2 separate regions of the Homo sapiens genome follow, and region 1 is linked to region 2. A link is a loop called in an ENCODE intact Hi-C map of the cell type or tissue named here. Cell type or tissue: CD14-positive monocyte. All regions are shown on one strand. Each heading gives the region's core, and the rest is flanking DNA. Links, peaks and the distances in the headings are about the cores only. Region 1 overlaps PTPRE (protein tyrosine phosphatase receptor type E). Region 2 has its middle 24 kb from the start of MKI67.

Region 1 (2,905 bases), core at 225-2,724, 110 kb after region 2:
TTCAGGACGGAAGGCGAGGGAGACGCAGGCCAGGGGACAGAGGAGTGAAGGGAGCCCAGACAGAACCCACTGTCCAGGCAGTTCACAGTTCTCTGGCATGTGAGAGAAGATGAGTGAGGAGGAAAAGTCTGAAGAGGAATTGGGTAGGTCCTCAATGCTATGCTAGATTTGGCTTGGCCCTAAGGGCTCATTTTCCATTAACAATCTACATTATTAGAGTCTCCTGGGGGCACTAAGGAATGATGCCCACTCCTGTGCCCAACTCCAGATGGAAGAAATCCGAGTATCTGGGGAATAATGGCTTTATATAGACTGAAGTTTGAAAATCTTGGCTACGAGTCATGAGCCGCCAGGAAAGTTTCCAAAGGGAGCCCTGGATGCTGCGCGTCAGCTCCTGACACAGGATAGCCTTTGCGGCCGGAGAGTGGTCCAGGAGCCCGAGCATCACCTGGGAGCATGTGAGGAATGCAGAGTCTCAGGACCATCCCAGACCTCCCACCTTTTATGAAGATTCCTCGGTGGTTCCTCTGCTCATTAATATTTGAGACGTATTGGTCTAAGCAATGGATTAAGAAAGACCAAGCCGGAGGCAATGGGAATGGAAAGGAGGGAGGGAGTTTAGAAGGATTTCAAAGGTAGGGTCCCTGGCAGTGGTGGTCAGTGGGATGTGGGTGATAAGTGGGGCAACAAAGGTATCGGGGTTTCCATCTTGGGAGCTGGGGTGGGAGGGAGCATCATTCATTAGCTGAGACAAGGACAATGGGGGCTCTAGGGTGGGGATAAGGATGATTTTTAGCTGGAGGCATAAGGCAATAATATAAGCTCCCAGTTACTGGGCTCCTATGAAGCGGGATAAGCTACCTGAGGTTCTGAGATAAATGACCTCATCAACCCTCACCGAAATCCTATGAGCAATGTCCTGTTGTTACTGAAGATGAAAGGTTGCATTAGAGAGGACAGTGGAACATTCCTGGGGAGACTGTCTGTAGGAGTTGCATCTGGGGTCTGGGGCCTTGTCAGAAGGGGAGGTGGGCTGCAAGTGCAGCGTGTGGGGGAGGCACTCCTTGTGGGGGTTATTGGGGAGGAAGGCCAGGGTCAAGGTGGCGAGCTGCAGGAAGTCACTGCACTAGGGCCCGAGGAAGGGAGCTCGGCAGGAGACTGGGAAAAGGTGGCTGGGCTCGGGGGAGGGCAGAAGGCAGGTCGAGGTACACACCCAGGGTAGGAAAGGGATTTTCCTGATCCCCGTCCACTTCCCAACATCCCTGCCTCCTCTTTTGGAGTGGTCCCCTCTCTCTCCTCACCCTTTACTTGACCCCACCAGATTTTGAGGTTGAGCGACCTGAGATGGAGTCCTTCCTGGCATCACACTGTCTGGCCCTGTGTAAGGTGATTTGGGTTTTGGACGTCTCAACCAGCCCAGGAGACCCCAGAGTGTAGGGGCTGTCTTGTGTCCCCGTTTCCCAGTCCCTGACTTTCTCTCCGGCACCTCAATAATTGGAGCTTTCAGGGCATTTGAGGGCAAGGGGCCATCCCTGGGCCAGTGCCTCTGAGCAGGAGTTGCCCAGCTGACCCCTCTGGCCCTACCAAACCCGAAAGTGCCCTTTCCAGCTGGCCCAGGATGTCCAGCAGTGGACTGACCCACACTGCCCCCTGCAGCTCCAAGAGGGTAGTGTTTTCTCTCTGCAGCCCGAACCCATCACCTACCTGGTCAAAACCTGCAGCTGTTTGGCTTTCAACTAAGAAACAGATGAGGGTTCTTCTCAAGGAAGCAGGAGACAATGATTTGGGAGCCATACTCAGGTTTCAAAGCCACCGCACTTAAAGAGAGCCCCTGGAATGGGTCCCATGTAATTTCTCATCCAAACCAGGACTTCTTGGAGAGCAAAGGAGGGGGCTAAAATGATTCAAAATATATGCTTCTCTAAAACATTTATTGACCAATGATTTGATTTTATTAAGCTGGGAGGCTATTAAGTAGTTCTATTCACAAAATATTTTTAAAAATTAAACAATCTTTCTGAAAACAAAATAACATATTTTGTGTGTGTGTGTGTGTATATATATACATATATATGTTTTTAAGAAAACTTTTTTTGGATGCCCAGGCCGACAGATCGCTTTGAGCTCAGGAGTTTGAGACCAGCCTGGGCAATATGGCAAAACCCTGTCTCTACAAAAAATACAAAAAATTAGCTGGGCGCGGTGATGGGTGCCTGTGGTCCCAGCTACTTGCTGGACTGAGGTGGGAGGATCACTTGAGCTTGGGAAGCGGAGGTTGCAATAGCCGAGATCATGCCACTGCACTCCAGCCTGGACAACAGAGCCAGACCTTGTGTCAACAACAACAACAACAAATAAAAATAAAAGAAAAAAACCTTTTTGTATTGATTATCTGAAAATAAAATGAGAACGTAAAATAATACTTATTCTCAGCACACATTCACAGGCTCTGATCAATTTCTTAGCCTTATCTGTTCCTAATATGTTTCATTCAATATATTTTTCAATGTTCTTATTCATGTTTTAATTTTTAAAATAAAATTGCCTGCATTTTTTTAGATTAGCATTTTGTGAGCTCTCATCATTTAATTCACTTTATTGCTTCCTTGTTTTTGTAGAAATAAGTTTTAGTGTCTTCCTGTTCATAACCTCATTTGTTTGTTTGAGGCAGAGTCTCACTCTGTTGCCAGACTGGCTCACTGCAGTTTCAACCTCCTGGGCTCAAGGGATCCTCCCATCTCAGCCTCCCAAGTAGCTGGGACTACAGGGATGCACCACCATGACTGGCAAAATTTAAGACTTTTTTTCGTAAAGATGGGGGGGGTCTCACTATGTTGCCCAGGCTAGTCTCAAACTCCTAGACTCAAGCAATCCTCCCGCCCTGACCTCCCAAAGTGCTGGGATT
Region 2 (2,905 bases), core at 127-2,626:
CATGGCTTAGCTTCAAACAGCATTTACATAGCTGTAATAATGTACACTGTTGTAGTCAAAATCACAATATAAGTACATGAGAAGCATGCATGGATAGGAAAGGCATGAGTGGGGGTTGCGGGCGGTGACAGGGAAGAACCCGGTGTGCTTTATCATCTCCCCAGTGGGAAGGGTGCTCAACCATGAGACAGCAAGAAGGACTGCACCAACACAGAATCCGTCGCTGCACCGCTGGTTAGCTAAAAGGATCCAAAGCAGTTGCCTCCTGGGAAAGGAATAACAGCAGGTGGGCCGAACAGGGTTGCTCTGAGTTACGGGGGTGTGTGATTTGTAACAAGCCTTCTAAACCTATTTTGTTTTTTAAATCAGGTGTAAGTACAGCTTTGATTTTAAAAGAAAACAAAAGTTAAACTGTTGCTCCATGAACTCTTAGTTGGGTAACCACCAGCAAGGGGATCTTTATGATACTGATTATAGACGTCTAGGAAGGAATGTTCCTTAGTTTTTAGTTTTTTGTGTTTTGGTGGGGGAGAACTTTTAAGTTCAGGGGTACAAGCACAGGTTTGCTATATAGGGAAATTTGTGTCATGGGAGTTCCATCTCCGAGGGGTGGTGGCGGAGCTCCCTAGGCGGCTGTGGACAGCGGGCGCCCCCCGGGACGCGCAGGGCCACGCGCTCGAGGCCCCTCCGTGCGCCCCGCAGGCTACGTGCCCCTGGACAACTCCAGCTGCCCGGTTCATCCTTTTCAGCACGCTGCCTGAGATCAAACGGACCAGAGATGAATGCCTAAAACACAGAGTGGCTGATTGGGCAGATATGTCTTAAGTTTCCAAATTAATAAATATATCGTTGTAGGCTAAAGTTTCCAAATAATAACAATACTAACAATAGTAAGCTAATAGAAAGGAATGGCTCAACAGGGTAACGCCGGCCCACTGGCGTCCAGAAACAGTTGAAAGGCGTTTGTCCCACAACGTTTGGTAAGCGAACGCTGCACCGCGCACTCGCTGGTTCTGGGCTCCCAGGTGACCGCTGTTTCCGTTCCCACCAATCCCGTCCCGCTGCGCCTCGCCTGTGTCCGCTGCGAGTGGGATTCGCCATTCCCAGACTCCAGGTAGCCAGGAACGCGCCGCGCGGGCCGCGTCCCCATCCCCTCGGGCCCGCGCATCCTTGGGAAACGGCCTCGGGAGCGCGCTGTGGGGGGTGCAGGGTGGAGTCCCTTCCCCTCCCCCTTCCGAGGACGCAAGGGCGCGGGGGCCCTGATCCGCCGCCAGGTGGCGCTACGGGCCCAGCCACCGCGCTCCAGGGCCGCGTGGGCTCCGCTCCTGTGACCGACGTGCGGGGGCGCTGCGGGGCGCCGGCTGGTGTCGCGGGCCGGGGACACAGGCTGGGGGCGCTGCAGGTGGGGCGGGCTGGGGGCGCTGCGGGGGGCGCTGCGGGGGGCGCTGCGAGGAGGCGGGCTGGGGGCACTGCGGAGGGGGCGCTGCGGAGGGGGCACTGCGGGAACCCGGGCAGGGGGCGCGGGCTGGGGTGCGGGCGGGAACGCGGGCTGTGGGCGCTTCGGAGGGGGCGCTTCGGAAGGGGCGCTGCGGGGACGCGGGCTGGGGCCGCTGCGGAGGGGCCGCTGCGCAGGGGGCGCGGGCGCCCGAGCCTCCTCTGTGGGCTCCGTCGGCGGCAGCTGACGGTGGAGTCTGGGCCTGCGAAGGTGACCTGATCCTTTGCTCTTTCAAGAGAAGCCAGAAAGCTAGATTTTTGTTTGAAATGTTGGCAATTGATGTACTTTAAATGTTAAGGGAAGTTCCTTTTCTGAGAGGGGTCGGACGGCTGTCACCGGACGCGGGGTCGTCCTGACTGTGCGGGAAGCCGGCGGCGGGTGACACTACAATGCTGAGGCCGCCCAGAGCCAGAGGCCTTGAAGCTGTCGGGACCCAGGAACTCCCCAGGACGGGGTCCCCAGACGTAGGGCGCGCCCCGGCACCAGGGCCTGGCACCTCTCCCTGCCAGCTCCACCCCTGTCACGGAACCCCATGCCCGCCACGACTGACTTCCTAATGTTCTTCATGGCTGAAACACTTAATTGTAAAACCTTGTTCTCGTGCAAAATTTTAACCATACACAGAAGTAGAAAGAATCACAAACTGGCCGGGCGTGGTGGCTCATGCCTGTAATTCAGCACTTTGGAAGGCGGAGGCGGGCGGTTTACTTGAGGTGGAAAGTTCGAGACCAGCCAACATGGTGAAACCCTGTCTCTACTAAAAATACAAAAATTAGCTGGGCGTGGTGGCACGGTCCTGCAATCACAGCTACTGGGGAGGCAGAGGCAGGAGAATCCTTGAACCCAGGAGGCGGAGGTTGCCGTGAGCCGAGATCGCGTCACTGCACTCCAGCCTGGGCCACAGAGAGAGACTCCATCTCAAAAAAAGAAAAGAAAATACACAAACCCCGTGTACCCATCACCTAGCTTCAGAGATTGATGTTCATAGCTAGGTGTCACCTATTAATCCCCACCCCCAGGACACTTAACCACACTGTACCCCACCCCTGTGGGGTTATTTTGGAGCAAATGTGAGAAATCATCTCTCTTTCTCCATAAATATTCCAGGGTGTGTCACTAACAGTTAAAGACTCTTTTTAATATAACAATGCCATTGCCACACTAATAATAAAATCATCACACCAAAAAGTATTTCCTGGATGCCATCAAATTTCAATGTTCAAATTTCTCCAACTGCTTCATAAAAGTGTAGTTAAGAGTTGTAACAGTTGATTTTTCCAATTCAGGTCCCAATAAGCCCCATGAATTGTATCTGGTTGGTTTGTTTTTTTTTTTTTTTTTTTTTGAGACGGAGTCTCGCTCTGTCGCCCAGGCCGTACTGCGGACTGCAGTGGCGCAATCTCGGCTCAC

The links. Hi-C counts contacts between places; a loop is a spot of excess contacts. Peaks named below come from ENCODE experiments on the same cell type or tissue, not always from the same donor. Only the 100,000 strongest peaks of a DNase experiment are listed, where the experiment ranks them.
Region 1: it touches region 2 in a loop (4-fold over the local background); 12 of 110 quality-filtered maps call a loop at or near these places.

The regions. Positions count from the first base shown.
Region 1 is chr10:128,034,434-128,037,338 of GRCh38, reverse strand. All of the region lies in intron 2 of PTPRE (protein tyrosine phosphatase receptor type E), which reads right to left. Among named protein-coding and RNA genes, the nearest start is that of AS-PTPRE, 27 kb to the left of the region's middle. In CD14-positive monocyte, for the core only: CTCF peaks have their summits at 1,464 and 1,673 (motif pointing left); a DNase peak (open chromatin) is centred at 1,628.
Region 2 is chr10:128,148,534-128,151,438 of GRCh38, reverse strand. No RefSeq gene overlaps it. Among named protein-coding and RNA genes, the nearest start is that of MKI67, 24 kb to the right of the region's middle. RefSeq lists a silencer at 1,000-1,439. In CD14-positive monocyte, for the core only: CTCF peaks have their summits at 1,031 and 1,230 (motif pointing right); a DNase peak (open chromatin) is centred at 1,278; H3K4me3 peaks cover 1,099 bases; H3K27me3 peaks cover 650 bases.